2 separate regions of the Homo sapiens genome follow, and region 1 is linked to region 2. The links are chromatin loops, found by intact Hi-C in ENCODE. Cell type or tissue: PC-9. All regions are shown on one strand. Links, peaks and the distances in the headings refer to the core of each region. The heading gives the core; the rest is flanking DNA.

Region 1 (7,659 bases), core at 1,305-6,304, 200 kb after region 2:
ACCTCGGCCTCTCAAAGTGCTGCGATTACAGGTATGAGGCACTATGCCTGGCCAATAATAGTATTTATATAAGTGATAAGTCACCTAGGTGACTTTCCAACTCAGGAAAAGGACCAGTTGGAGAAAACAAGGTAATGAGACCAGAGATCTTCGGACAGGGAAGGGGGACCCTCTGTCACTGGGAAAAGCTCCTTAACCAGGTCCAACACCCTTCCTGCCTACTTCCTCCTGTCCAGCCCTCACCCATCCACCCATGGTCGGTAGATGTGGGAGAATCAGAATTGAGGTGAGGTTGGGGAGGTGAGTTTTAAAAGCTCTAGGCCAGGTGTGGCAGCTCAGGCCTATAATCCCAGCAATTTGGGAGGCCGAGGAAGGTGGATCACTTGAGGTCAGGAGTTCGAGACCAGCCTGGCCAACATGGTGAAACCCTATCTCTACCAAAAATACAAAAATTAGCCTGGCATTGTGGCAGGCACCTGTGATCCCAGCTATTCAGGAGGCTGAGGCAGGAGAATCGCTGAACCCGGGAGGCAGAGGTTGCAGTGAGCTGAGATCGTGCCACTGTACTCCAGCCTGGGTGACAGAGCAAGACTAGGTCTCAAAAAATATTAGCCCGGCGTGGTGGTGGGCACCTGTAATCCTGGCCACTTGAGAGGCTGAGGCAGAAGAATCACTTGAACCTGGGAGGTGGAGGCTGCAGTGAGCTGAGATCCCACCACTGCATTCCAGCCTGGGCCACAAGAGGGAAACTCCATCTCAATAAATAAATAAATAAATAAAAGCTCCTGAGGGCCTCATCCTGGGATTCCTTCCCCTCCTCAGAGCCTGCGGTGAAAGCAACTGACAAAACCACTCCCTGTGGGGCTTGGCACTCTGCTTCCTTTTCTTCCTCATAAATATCTCAAAGACTATTCCTTTCCCCGGACACAGACAGACCAGACGATGTCTCTAAATTCATAGAGCTGGAAGAGAAACCAGGTGACCCTTTCCCCTTCCATTTGCAAAGCTGTATATGCACTTATGATATTCCAATTTTACTTTGCATGAAACCCCCCAGGTATTACTATGAAAAATGTAAATCCCTGAGCATTTTTCTCAGAGATGCTGACTCCATTGACATTGTGAAGGGTTCAGAAGTCCACATTTAAAATAAGCAGGTCAGGGTATTCAGCAGCACACTCAGGAAAATGCTGACCTCAGCACAAAGGAGTTGCTTAAACGACAACAAATTCATGAATGAACTGATAAACTAACATGGATGCTTATGTTGTTAATATTCTTTAATTTGTACACTTATTTTACACATACTATTTTAAATAAATGATATAGTTCACAATTTGTAAAAGCTTTGTAAAAGTTTTTTTTTTTTTTTTTGACTCAAAGTTATGCTCTGTCACCAGTCTGGAGTGCAGTGGCCTGATCTCAGCTCACGGCAACCTCTGCCTCCAGGTTTAAGCAATTCTTGTGCCTCAGCTCCCCAATAGCTGGGACTACAGGCACCTACCACCACACCTGGCTAATTTTTTTTTTTTTTTTTTTTTTTTTTGTATTTTAGTAGAGACAGGGTTTCACCATGTTGCCCAGGGTGGTCTCAAACTCCTGAGCTCAGGCAATCCGCCTGCCTTTGCCTCCAAAGTGCTAGGATTACAGGTGTGAGCCACCGAGCCTGGCCATTTGTAAAAGTTCTTAAGAGTGGTAGATCACAGTGGATAACCTTATAAAACCATCTAACATCAGAATTTCTGGCACTTCCTGACATGTTACCCTGAGCAAACATTAAGCTCTCTGCATTTCCGTTTATTTATGTATAAAATGGGGATGATTATTGCATCTAGTTGTGATGTATATTAAATCAGATTATGCATGCGGAGTGGGTTAGTGTTCACCCCAAATTCATGTCCTTCCAGAAACTCAAACTATTACCTTATGTGGAAATAAGGTCTTGATAGACTTACTTTCTTAAGATGTGATCCTATCAGATTAGGGTTGGCCCTAAACTTAATGACTGGTGTCCTCATAAGAAGAGGGGAGGACACACACAGAGATGTCCACATACACAAAGAAGAAGGTCATGTGATGAAGGAGGCAGCAGACTGGAGTGAACCAGCCACAAGCTAAAGAATACCAAGCAGGGTGGCCACCACCAGAAGCTGGAAGAGATGAGGAAGGATTCTTCTCTAGAGCCCTCAGAAGGGCCATGGCCCTGCTGACACCTGGACTTAATTTGGTTTTCACTCATTTTTATTTAGTGATTAATTGATTGATACAGGGTCTTGCTCTGTCACCCAAGCTGGAGTGCAGTGACATGATCACAGCTCACAGTAGCTTTTAACTTGGGCTCAGGTAATCCTCCCATCTCAGCCTCCTGAGTAGCTGGGACTACAGGTGCATACCATCATGCCTGGCTCATTTTTTATTTTTTATTTTTATTTATTTATTTATTTATTTATTTATTTATTTATTTATTTTGTGATGGAGTCTCGCTCTGTTGCCAGGCTGGAGTGCAGTGGCACGATCTCGGCTCACTGCAACCTCCGCCTCCCGGGTTCAAGCGATTCTCCTGCCTCAGCCTCCCCAGTAGCTGGGATTACAGGCGTGTGCCACCACGCCCAGCTAATTTTTGTATTTTTAGTAGAGATGGGTTTTCACCATGTTAGCCAGGATGATCTCGATCTCTTGATCTCGTGATCTGCCTGCCTCAGCCTCCCAAAGTGCTGGGATTACAGGCGTGAGACAGGTTCTCTCTCTGTTGACCAGGCTGGTCTTGAACTCCCAGCCTCAAGCAATTGTCCCACATTGGCCTCCCAAAGTGCTGGGATTACAGGTGTGAGCCACTGTGCCCGGCCTGACACCTTGACTTTATATTCTAGCCTCCAGAACTATAAGAGAACAAATTTCTCTGTTTAAAGCCACCTAATTTGTGACACTTTCTTACAGCAGTCACAGGGAACTAGTACAGGAGGTAAATATTTAACCTGGTCCTAAAAGAAAAAAAAAATGTTTAACCTGGTCCTTGGCACAGAGAAGACACTCACTAATAATTAGCAATTTTGTTAGGTAAATGCAAACTTCTGTGCCAGTTATTCTAACTTGAATCTTTCTCCCTTGCAGTTCTAGTTCTACCCAATATTCAAACTAGTGCCTCCTACATCCCATTTTACCTTGCATTACACTTATATGAGTGTTTTAGCTCTCCTTCTGGCCTGCAAGTTCCAGGCGATGGAAACACGAAGCCTTATTCAGTTTCTGTGTTTATGACAGTCCCAAGCACTGCAGTAAGAAATATTTGAATGCTTACTAGGGATTGGGAGTAGCACTAGGCACGGGAGTTATAAAAGATGATTATGATGCTGTCTCTGCCCTTCAGAAGCTGGAAGGTTTGTCGGGAGGGTGATGGACAAATGAGTCACTGTGGGACTCCGGTAAATGCTATAACAGCCGCGGTGAGAGCCAGGGGAGCAGAGCTGACTCACCCTCAGGTGGGTGCACAGGTGAGACTTCACCCAGGAGACCACTTTTCAGCTGAGGCTTAAAGTGTTACAAGCAGAGTTCCCTTGGTGGAGAAACAAGAGATCGCCGGGGTTCCAGGCATGTGCAAAGACCAGAGTGTGATGGCCCAGTGGGCACCACTGAGGAGTTTCAACTCTGTCCTGCAGAAATAAGAAGAAACCACAAGTGTAATCACATTTAAATAGATTCTTTTGGGGCAAGGCCAACTGTCATTCCTTGAAGGAAGTGCTTACTGAAAAGCCTTAACACACCAGGCATTGTCTGGTTGGCTGCTGGTTCATTTGGGGTCATCCCCTCTTTCCTGAGTCCTTGAGTCACTCTGAAATCAAAGGGTAGCTCCTGAAACTTCTCATGAGCTGTGCCACGGTGACATTAGGACAGGAATTGGGGGTGGAAGTGAAGAACTGAGTGGGCAGGAAGGTCTGGAAGAGCCCAGCAGAAATAGGACATGACTAGGGGGCCTAGACAGAAAAAGTAGTGAGCAGAAGAGAAAAAGAGGGCAAATGAAGGTAAAAGTTCACTTCTCTCTCCGTGAACTTGGAAAAGACCTGGCCCTCCAGTGAGAAGTGGGCTGGGCAAGAATGAGCTGCTCAAATCCCTAGGAGTTCTGGAAAGGTGGGGGAAAAAGAGATGACAGCCTGAGAAATCATACCAGGGCTGAGAAGAGGAGGGAAAGTCTCTCAACTAAGAGCTGAAACAGAATTCCTAGCTTGTCTCATGACTTAGCACTAACAATGAGGTCTCAAGATGGGTGAGAGAGTGGATGCCGGCCAGGTCTCCCACCAAGTCCACAGGGCATCGGCAGAGGAAAGCCTGTTTTGCAGATTGAGATTTCCCATAAATTGTTACTCCTTATATGTATTTTACTCACAATTTGTCTCATCAACTTTATCAAAGTAAAATTTTAGTGCAATAAAATACCACCATTTAAAATGTATGCTTGTAATCCCGGCACTTTGGGAGACTGAGGTAGGAGGATTGCTTGCAGCCAGGAGTTCAAGACCAACTTGGGCAACATAGCGAGACACCATCTCTACAAAAAAAAAACAAAAATTGTTTTAAATTATCCCTGCATGGTTGTGCACCCCTGTAGTCTTAGCTACTCAGGAGGCTGAGACAGGAGGCTCCCTTGAGCCAAAAAGTTCAAGGTTGCAGTAAGCCACGCGTGACAAAGTAAGACTCTGTCTCAAAAAAAAAAATGTACATCTGATGAGTTCTGACAAGTGTATATACTCAAGTAAGCAACCGCTACAGTCAAGATGCAGAACAGTTCCTTCACCCCAGAAAATTCCCTTGTGTTGCTTCCCAGCCAATTCCCCTCCCACTCTCAGCTTCAGGCAACCCCTGATCTGCTTTCTGTCCATGTAGATTAGATTTGTCTTTTAGAGAATTTCATGTAAATGAAATCATACATTACATAGTCTTTTGTCAGCTTGGCTTCTTTCACTCAGCATAATGTTTTCGAGATCCACCCATGTCACTGTGTACATCAGTAGTTTGTTCTGTTTTTGAAGGCTAACATTTCATTGTATGAATATAGCTCAGTCTGTTTATTCACCTGCTGATGAAATTAGGGTTGTTTCCACTTTTTGGCTATTATGAATTAAGCTTCTATGAACATTTGTCTACACGTCTCTCTGTGGACATGTTTTCATCTCTTTGGTGAACATCAGGAGTAGAATTGCTGGATGTATTTCTTAAAGTGCATCATTAACTTTTCCACAGTATTTCACAATGTGAGTTTCCCACCACCAACGTCCACGAGGTCCATTACTCTGCATTCTTGCCAACACTGGCTTTGAACTTGATATGTCCTTTTAATTTTAAACATTTTAACGGGATGTATCGATGAAAAGAGTCAAACTCTGTAAAATATTCAAAGAGATTTATTCTGAGCCAAATATGAGTGACCATGGCCCCTGACATAGCCCTCAGGAGGTCCTGAGAACATGTGCTCAAGGTGGCCAGGGTACAGCTTGGTTTTATATATTTTGGGGAGGCATGAGACATCAATCAAATAACTCAGAAATAATGTTGGTTTGGTTCAGAAAGGTGGGACAACTCAAAGCAGGGGGTGGCTTCCAGGCTATAGGTAAATTTAAACATTTTCTGATTGACAATTGGTTGAGTTTGTCTAAAGACCTGGGATCAATAGAAAGGAAATGTTCAGATTAAGAAAAAAGATTGTGGAGACCTGAGGTTCCTTCAAAGTCTCATAGTGGCTGCCCTTAAAGACAATAGATAACAAATGTTTCCTATTCAGATCTTTAAAAGGTGCTAGACATTTAGTTAACATCTCAGGATTGGGAGGGCCTGGAAGAAAAAGATCTAGCTATGTTAATAGAGATTCTTTACAGATGCAGATTTTCCCCTACAAAGGACGGCTTTGCAGGGCCATTTCAAGACATGGCAGAAAAACATGGTTTGGGATTAAATATTTTGATTTTTTTCCTTGTCTTATAACGTTATGCCAGAGTCAGATTGGAAAGTAAGTCACTATGTATAGGGTCAAATAAAACCCATCTGATGAGAATTATGGCTTGTGGGGGATGACTCTCCAGACCCCTTAGATAGGAATTTGGGCAAGATAAAAACATCAGAGCTTAGTCGTCAGATGTAATGTGTACCAGTTTCTCTTGTACTTTTAATTTGCGTTTTCCTGAAGATAATATTGAGCGTCTTCTCATGTGCTAATTCGTCATTCACATGCATCTTATATGGAGTATCTGTTCAAATCTTTTGCTTTTTTTTTTTTTTTTTTTGAGACGTCTTGCTGTCACCCAGGCTAGAGTGCAGTGGTGCAATCTCGGCTCACTGCAATCTCTGCCTCCCAGGTTCAAGCGATTCACCTGCCTCAGCCTCCTGAGTAGCTGGGATTACAGGTACTCGCCACCACGCCCAGCTAATTTTTTGTATTTTTAGTAGAAATGGGGTTTCACCATCTTGGCCAGGCTGGTCTTGAACTCCTGACCTCGTGATCCACCCGCCTCGGCCTCCCAAAGTGCTGGGATTACAGGCGTGAGCCACTGCACCAGGCCTCTTTTGCTCATTTTTATTGGATTGTTTGCTATTATTAAATTCCACAAGTTCTTAAATATTCTAGATACAAATACTTTTGTCATACCTATTACAAATACATCCACATGAGCAGCACCATGAAAAGACTATCATTTCCCCAATTACCTTGGCATCTTTGTAAAAACTCAATTATCTTCATATGTGTGGGTCTATTTCTGGGCTCTCTAATCTGTTTCTTTAATCTGCATATCTAGTTATACATCAATACCAGATATCTTAATCCCTATAGCTTTATAGTAAGTCTTATATAATTAGGTAGTATAAATCCTCCAACTTTGCTCTTTCATTTCAAAATTGTTTCTCTCAGCAACATCTTGTAGTTTTCATTGTTTGAGTGTTGCATAAATTTTTATCTTGTTTAATTTGGCCCAGAGTACTTCATGGATTTTAATGCTACTGTAAATGGTGCTGTTTATTGTAATTTCAATGACAACTGCTTCTTGGGAATTCATTAAATGTTTTAATATGACTGTCTCATTTTTTAGTCATTAGCAAAAGTGCTGGGCAAAGGGCATATGCTATCCAGAAGTTCTCTTGAAACTACGTGGAAAAATTCAAGAAAAGTAGGCGCCAATGGAAATTCTACCTAAGAAATGGCTTCCTCTAAGAGGGAGCCCTCAAAGAGATCTTGGCTAAAATCAGAGAAGACCCTACCTGGTAATTTAGTTGAGTTAAGAGACCCCAAAGTCAGTTAGTCTACCTCTTTGGAAGAGGTATTAAGAGTCTTGGAATAGTGGTTCCCAAAGCTGGGAAGTGAGGAAAGAAAGAAAGAAGAAAGAAAAAAAAAAGAAAGAAAAAAAGAAAGAAGTCTGACCCTGATCTCTAAGCTTCTCAGAACCCGCTGTGTGATTTCTTGACTCTCCAGAGATTCTGATACTCAATCCTCAGGCATTTATCCTCCCTCCTTATTCTGCTCTGATGACCACTGTGATCTAGAGCCAACTTATTGATGGGAGAACAGTGTATTTCTCAGCGTGTGAGGGTGGAAAACAGTTCTGAATGACGCGAGCTCATTTGGAAGATGAGTACTTAGTATGGAGCCCTGAAGAAAAGTCAGTCTGAACCTGTAAT
Region 2 (7,659 bases), core at 957-5,956:
GATCTTGGCTCACTGCAACCTCCGCCTCTTGGGTTCCAGCAATTCTCCCTGACTCAGCCTCCCGAGTAGCTGGAATTATAGGCGCCCGCCACCATACCTGACTAATTTGTAATTTTCATATTTTACAAATGGGGTTTCGCCATGTTGGCCAGGCTGTTCTTGAACTCCTGACCTCAGGTGATCTGCCCACTTCGACCTCCCAAAGTGCTGGAATTACAGACATGAGCCACTGCACCCGGCGTAGAAGAGCCTTTTAAAGGAGCTTCTCTGGAGAACATGTTCTACCATATCATGACACATGCCTTCTGCAAACATTGCCAGCATTACCTGCACTAACCACTAATTTCCCTACAGCCCTTCCCTAAACTCCCCAGACACCCCTGCCTGTTCCCCAGCTGGGGTCCACTGTGCACTGCCTTGTGGCATCTCTTGCATTGTGACGTCTATATTGTAATTACACTTTTTGCAGATGCCTTGTATCCTCAACTATTTGTACCATTTCATCTGCTTGGCTTCATTGGCGGCTCCCCAGTGACATTCCAGACCTGGCCCGTGTGCATAGGACTGGGAGGAGGCAGAGAATAAGGAAGGTTGCTGCTGCTGCCAGTGGAGGAGAGGCCATCAGCTGGGGCTTGACAGCCCAGAGTCATTTCCTCAACCCTGGGCCTAGGACTTGCACAAGGAGGGTCCTCACATCTGCCCCAGTTTGCAGGCTTTGTCACTTGGTTGCCACTTCAGCCTGACCATCATGTGCATTTTAGCCTAATTTAGTCTCTCAGCCATTGATGAAGGGAGTGAGTCCACAGTGTGGTCCGATAGGGGCCATGTCTGGGGGAATATACTACTCCATGAAGTGGAATATGCCCATTCTGAGCCTTCCCAGGAAGCCAGGCCTTCTCCTCTGTCTTAGGCTGAAATCCAAGGGGTTCTGGATAGAACCATATTCCTGATTCCCGCTTCCTTCAAACATTTTCTCAGAAGCAGATATGGCTTTCCACAGACCTGGCTCTCTGGGGTTAGCCAAGGGCCCCGACTGGGCTCTATCAACTGTTCCTGAACCCCAGGAGCTTCACTGATCCCTAATTTCCCCACAGCCCTTCTCTTCCCTAAACTCCCAAAGCACCCCTGTGTGTTCCCCAGCTGGGATCCACCGGGCACTGCCTCAGGGCATCTCTAGAATCATTCTATCCATATTGTACTTAAATTTGTTGCAAATGCCTTGTTTTTTTGTTTTCTCGACTAGTTTGTACCAAGCAGGGAAGGAAGGAGCAACTTGGTTAGATCCACAGAAAAGAACTTAAATCCCAGCATACCTGCCCCAGGCTGGCACCCATTCCCAGTCAGTCAGCGCCCCACTGGGCATGGTGGCTCCAACATATGCCAGACTAAACACATGCTGCAATACTTTAGCACCCCCACAGGCAGAAATATGTTCCAGAATTCTCCCTTGAGTACCTACTCAGGGAGACTGTCTCCACTCATAGCAAAATAAATGAACGCATTCAAGGTCTTTGATCTCTCATAAGAGCAAATTGTCCCTGGCTATCAGGGATGGGAGCAGAGGGTCTACCTCTGCTCCTATCGCTCCCAGATTGCAATGTGGGCTGATGTAAAAAACTGAAGCTGTGGGTATGGGCATGTGTGGGCTTCATCTGAGCCATGGCATTTCCAGGAGCAGTTCCAGGGAGCGACAGAAACGTTCTTCTCCGGCACTGAAGGTGTGCTCTGGTTTACTACCACTTTAGCAAGTGCCAGCCTCGCTTTGGATGCCACTTACCCTTCAATATGGTCAGTATTACTGGGTCCGTAAGTACATTCTACTCCCTCTCCCCTGCCCACAGGCGTGGCTGGCTGCCGCCGCCTGTATTTTCAGCTGTCGAACTGCCGCGTTGCCTTTTGTATTGATCTTCCAGGGATCAGTCTGTTTCCTACTGTGTCAAAACTTACAGAGGCCGGATGTCTTTTTTCTCATACATCTGGCTTTGCTGGAAGTTTTGAAAATGGAATGGGAAGTCTCTCAGATTCACGGGTCCAGCCAAGCGATCGGCATATGGTCCAGTCTTCATCTGCTGCAGCCGAGACGGGACGGGGCCTCTTCTCCCAGATAGCTGAGCGCTCAGCTGCAAGAACCCAAGAACCCAGATGTGTGTCCGTATGTAATTGATGATATAATAGAACGCGCGCTCTGGCTGCAGGGGAAATGTGATACGGTGTCAATCACCCTGCCAGAGAGAAAATGAAAGTGAGGTCCAAAATTTGAAAATGATGACTTCGCTTTTGTTGGTTAAAGTCATCATCAGGTAAGGGATCCTTCCCATATCCCAAACCCTCTGAATGAGAAGGAGGAGAGCATTCTATTCTATACAGGGGCCTTGAACACTAGAGAAGAGGGAAGGAACTCACGGTTGATGGGGTACCCAGGCCAGACACATTGCTGGTGAATCCTGACTTAACTACCCCAGCAAGCCGATAGTACAGACCTTGTTTGACAAACTGGGAGACTGAGCGTCTTCATCTGCCAGGGAGGCTATAATGGAATGTCATAGACTAGGTGGCTTATTAACAACAGAAATTTATTTCTCGCAGTTCTGGAGGCTGGAATCCTGAGATCAGGGTGTCAGTGTGGCGGATTCTGGTGAGGGCCTCTTCCTGGTTGATAGACAGCCGTTTTCTTGCTGTATCTTCACATGGCAGAAGGGGCCAGGGAGTACTCTGGGGCCACTTTTATAAGGGCACTAAACCCATTCATGAAGGCCCCACCCACATGACCTAATCACCTCCCCCAGGTCCCACCTCCAAATACCATCATACTGTGGGGTAGGATTCAACATATGAATTTTGAGGAAACACAAACATTCAGTCTATAGCACTGAGAGTCGGAGAATTCAAGTTGTGTGGAGACACACAAGAAACATGTGATGCATACGGAATTCTAATCTGAATCTTTTAAATCCAGGGCCCCTTTCCAACACCACAAGGTCGAAGCAAGATGGGGAGGACTGGGGCCCCAAAGTGCTGAGAAAAGAGGCTTTGGGGAGGCCCCAGTGAGAGCACAGAGGTGCTGAGAGGGAAGCGAAGCAGAATGGGTGGAGCCCGCATGGTCTGACAGGCAGGCAGGTGCTGTGGCATCAGGCTAGAAAGCAGAATCTTAGGCTTTTTGAGTGAATTGTGTAACCGCATCATAAAATGTGAATGCATTCTTTCTGATATGACAACATGAATATTATGATAGCCAGAGATGGTCTTATCTGTCTCCTTTTTCCTCCCAAGGTGTAATCTAAGCAAGGCTTAGCACATAGTAGCTGCTCAGTAAACATTTGTGCATGTCTTTATTGAGTCTAGAATAACCATCACCTTTTCCTTTGCTCTCAATACTATTTCGCCTTCTTCATTTCCATGTGTTTACTGAGAAAAAGTTGTGTCCAAATGCACAGCTCATTTTATACTAAAAGCACCTAGGCAGACGATGTCACTGGCAAAAGTCTAAATCCCTTATTTGAGTGTGCTGCTTCTAAGAATTGTCTCTAGGGTGCTTCCAGAAAGGACTCAAAAGCCATCCAAACTGTGTGGGTTGCACAATCAAAGAGTGCTCGTTCTTTCGCTGATCTTTTCCCCTTGCAAATACCTTGGGCTGTGTTCACCTCCTGCAAGATGGATTACTGAGCCCGAGGAATTAGTTGGCAAATACCACCAACTGGTTTTGACAACTGTTTTTCACAAAGTGAGAGAGAATTTTCCTTTTTGAAAGGCTGAAGGCAGGAGACATTCCCCTGAGACCAGGTCTTGGGCCCCTGCCAGGCTGCCATGGGCCATTGCCCTGCGGCTTTCAGAGTGGCTGAACCCTGCCTGACCCTGGCCTCCCTAGGGGACTGTGACCCTGGCAGGACACCAAGCAACAATACCAGCCTTCCCTGAGAGTGATGAGACTAAAAGGGCCAGGCAAATAAGGCAACAAGAGAGGGCAGGTCTTAGCATCAGAGGTGGGAACAAAGGGGCCCAGGTGTGGCAAAGATGAAGAGCAATCGGTCCCTAGGATACAACTCCTGCAGTGTCATCCCAGAGGTTCCCAGGCATTCAAAAGAGAAGTTTCCAATTTGAACAAAATATTTTCCTATTATTCAACAAGCCCAGGTATTCGCGTGTAGATCAAACCTAAGCGCCTGCGCATTTCCAGTCTTAATATCTGCTGGAAGGGATGGCAGGCCTTGCCCTGTTCTGTGCTAGGGGGAGTTTTCAGTGGGCCCTTTCCCCGAAGCTGTGAGACAGGGAAGGCAGGAAGCCCAAGAGGAGGAGTGAATGGAGCCCTAATAAAGGCAGACTGGAGAAAAGAGGTTTCGCTGCTACAATATACTGCACTTTCTGCATAGGGTGAAAAACAGGAACCGTGGTGAGCAGGCTGGCAGCAGAGCCTTCATTAAAGCAGTCAGCCACTGAGTGTCTTCCAAGCCTCAGGCCTGTGTGAGATGCTGTGAGGGAGACCAAAAGCGTAAGATGGGACTATTTCAGCCTCTAAAGAGGGACACCAAAATGCTAGCAATGATTGTATTTGGATAGAAGAATTCTAGATGATTTCTTTTCTTCTTTCTTTGTCTCTATTTTTGGTTTATCCTCATTTTAATAATGTTCTATAATAAATATAAACGACTATATTACTAAAAGTTACTTAAACTATTATTTTGTAACTGTTTTCAAATTGAAAATCTTTTGTTTGCTTGTTTAAGATATGATGCCTGTAATTCCAGTGCTTTGGGAGGCCGAAGGGGGAGGATCAGTTGAGGCCAAGAGTTTGAGACCAGCCTGGGTACATAGTAAGACCCGATTCTCTACAAAATTTTTTAAAACTTAGCTGGGCATGGTGGCACACACCTGTAGTCCCAGCTACTTGGGAAGTTGAGGCGAGAGGATTGCTTAAGCCTAGGAGGTCTAGGCTGCAGTGAGCTATGATCATGCCACTGCACCCCAGCCAGGACAACAGAGCCAGATCCTGTCTCTTGAAAAAAAAAATCCCTGCCCAGAGGAGCATAGTTGGAAACTGTTGAGGAAGACAGCACTGCCATTTAGACAACTAGAGTAAGCCATGTGAGTCCATGCGTGGCCATGTTCCAAGGTGTGTGGCACACAGCCTGCATTTCAGGAGTTTAGAGAAGACGGGGCAAAGGATGGTCGTAGTGTGGTTATCTGAGAAGACTTCCCAGAACAAAATGTCTCCTATGGGCCACTCCCTTTCACAATCACCATTGTCCTTTTTTCCAATGCCTGGGTTAGTGTATAAACCACAGTAGATGTTTGATAAGGCCCTGTCCCGTTGGAATGGAATTTGACCAGATGACGTGGAAGAGGGCTGAACCCCTGCAAGCAGAGGCAGGACTGGAGCACAGGGTCAGGGGCACATTGTGCACACCCCTTTGGTCATTGAGTACGGCCACTCCTCCCCCAGTATGGGAGGAGGAATCATAATGGCTCAAGCTTTACAACCGTCTTCAAACTGGGCCACACCAACCTCTGGGGTTTAAGAAACTTCCCAAGGGGCACTTGGGCACTACAGATTTAAGAGCATCAATTTCCAGATTCTTTTTTTTTTTAGACGGAGTCTCGCACTATTGCCCTGGCTGGTGTGCAGTGGTGCGATCTCGGCACGCTGCAACCTCTGCCTCCCAGATTCAAGACATTCTCCTGCCTCAGCCTCCTGAGTAGCTGGGACTACAGGCTCCCACCACCACGCCAGGCTAATTTTTTATATTTTTAGTAGAGACAGGGTTTCACTATGTTGGCCAGGCTGTTCTTGAACTCCTGACCTCGTGATCCACCCGCCTCGGCCTCCCAAAGTTCTAGGATTACAGGCGTGAGCTACCGCACCTGGCAATTTCCAGATTCTTAATCTTGGAATGTACTGCTTTCTGAGATATTTGGAACAAAACATTCGTGATGGAAACATTATGAAAATACCTCCCCTTCACAGTCTTCTCCCACTTTATAGGGGAAGGTCAGACCCTTCCCCCATCCCAACTACTGCTATAGTGCTAACCTCTAGTGCATTGACCCCAGTGTGTTAAGTGGGTGATTTAGTGGCTTAACACAACCCATATTTACTCTCTCATGGTTTCTGTTGGTCAGAGGTCCAGGCCTAACTTAGCTGAGTCCTCTGCTTCAGGACCTCATAAGAGGCTGCATTCAATGTGTCTGCCAGGCTGGGGTCTCATCTGAGGCTCCACTGGGGAACAATCTACTTCCAAGCTCATGTGGTTTGGGCAGGATTCACTTCCTGGCAGGTTGTTGAGTCCCAGCTCCCTGCTGGCTGTTGCCGGAGGCTGCCCTGAGTTCCCGCCACAAGGGCTTTACCACATGGAGGCTTACATCAACAAAGTCAATAAGGGAGAGAGTCGAGAAAGCCTGCTAGAAAGATGGAAAGTCCCATCTCCTGTTGCATAATCACAGACATAACATTCATCACACACCCTTGATGTATTCTGATTCCCCCCTTTATTTATGTATGTATGTATTTATTTATTTTTATTGATACGTAATAGATGCACATATTTTGGGGTAAGTGTGATATTTTGATACATTCCTATAATGTGTAATGGTCAAATCCAAGTAATTGGGGTATCCATCATCTTAAACATTTATCCTTTCTTTGTGCTAGGAACATTTGAATTATTCTTTTTTAGCTATTGTGAAATATATAATAGATTATTATTAACTATGGTCACTCTACTGATCTATCAAACACCAGCTCTTATTTCTTCTATCTAACTGTATTTTTGTACCCACCCTTGCTGTTTCTGTTAACTAGAAGCAAGTTACAGTTCCAACCACACTTTGGCAGGGGACTCTACAAGCCCATGGACTCTAGGAGGCGGGAATAATTTGGGACAATCTTAGAGTCTATCTGCCACCCTGGGTTACCAAAGAAAGGGATCATTAGAAATACTGGCATCAGCAAGATGTCCTTTCATGAAGGCACTGAGACACTCCTAGCCATCTTATCAGGGTACATTTCCAATGATGTTTTAGTAATTATTTTAATTAAAATTTATTTAATGTATAGTTTTGCTTCTTTTGAGACCCAGTCTTGCTCTGTTGCCTAGGCTGGAGTGCAATGGCACAATCATGGTTTACTGTGGTCTTGACTTCCTGGGCTCAAGCAAACTTCCCACCTCAGCCTCCCGAGTAGCTGGGACTACAGGCACAGGCATATACCACCATGCCCAACTAATTTTTAAAACAATTTTTATAGAGATGGGGTCTCACTATGTTGCCCAGGCTTGTCTCGAACTCCTGGGCTCAAGTGATCCTCCCACCTCAGCCTCCAAAAGTGCTGGGATTACAGATATGAGCCATTGTGCATAGCCTTTAATGTATTTTTAATCAAAATGTAGATTAATATTAAAATCATAACTGAATTCAGAAGAAATAATTTTTTTCTTTTCTTTTTTTTTTTTTTTTGAGACAGAGTCTCACTCTGTTGCCCAGTGCAGTGGCACAATCTCAGCTCACTGCGATGTCCATCTTCCGCGTTCAAGCAATTCTCCTGCCTCACCCTCCCAAGTAGCTAGGACTACAGGCACGTGCCTCCATGCCTGGCTAAGCATTTTTGTGTTTTAGTAGAGACAGGGTTTCACGGTGTTGCACAGGCTAGACTCGAACTCCTGAGCTCAG

Evidence for each region. Peaks named below come from ENCODE experiments on the same cell type or tissue, not always from the same donor. Only the 100,000 strongest peaks of a DNase experiment are listed, where the experiment ranks them.
Region 1: a loop joins it to region 2, with 3 times the contacts of the local background. A loop is called at or near these places in 2 of 110 quality-filtered maps.

What each region holds. Positions count from the first base shown.
Region 1 is chr10:29,753,865-29,761,523 of GRCh38, reverse strand. No RefSeq gene overlaps it. Among named protein-coding and RNA genes, the nearest start is that of SVIL, 120 kb to the right of the region's middle. In PC-9, for the core only: no CTCF peak of the experiment used is centred there; DNase peaks (open chromatin) are centred at 3,423 and 3,763; H3K27ac peaks cover 2,183 bases.
Region 2 is chr10:29,954,178-29,961,836 of GRCh38, reverse strand. No RefSeq gene overlaps it. Among named protein-coding and RNA genes, the nearest start is that of JCAD, 100 kb to the left of the region's middle. In PC-9, for the core only: no CTCF peak of the experiment used is centred there; DNase peaks (open chromatin) are centred at 3,196 and 3,686; H3K27ac peaks cover 3,009 bases.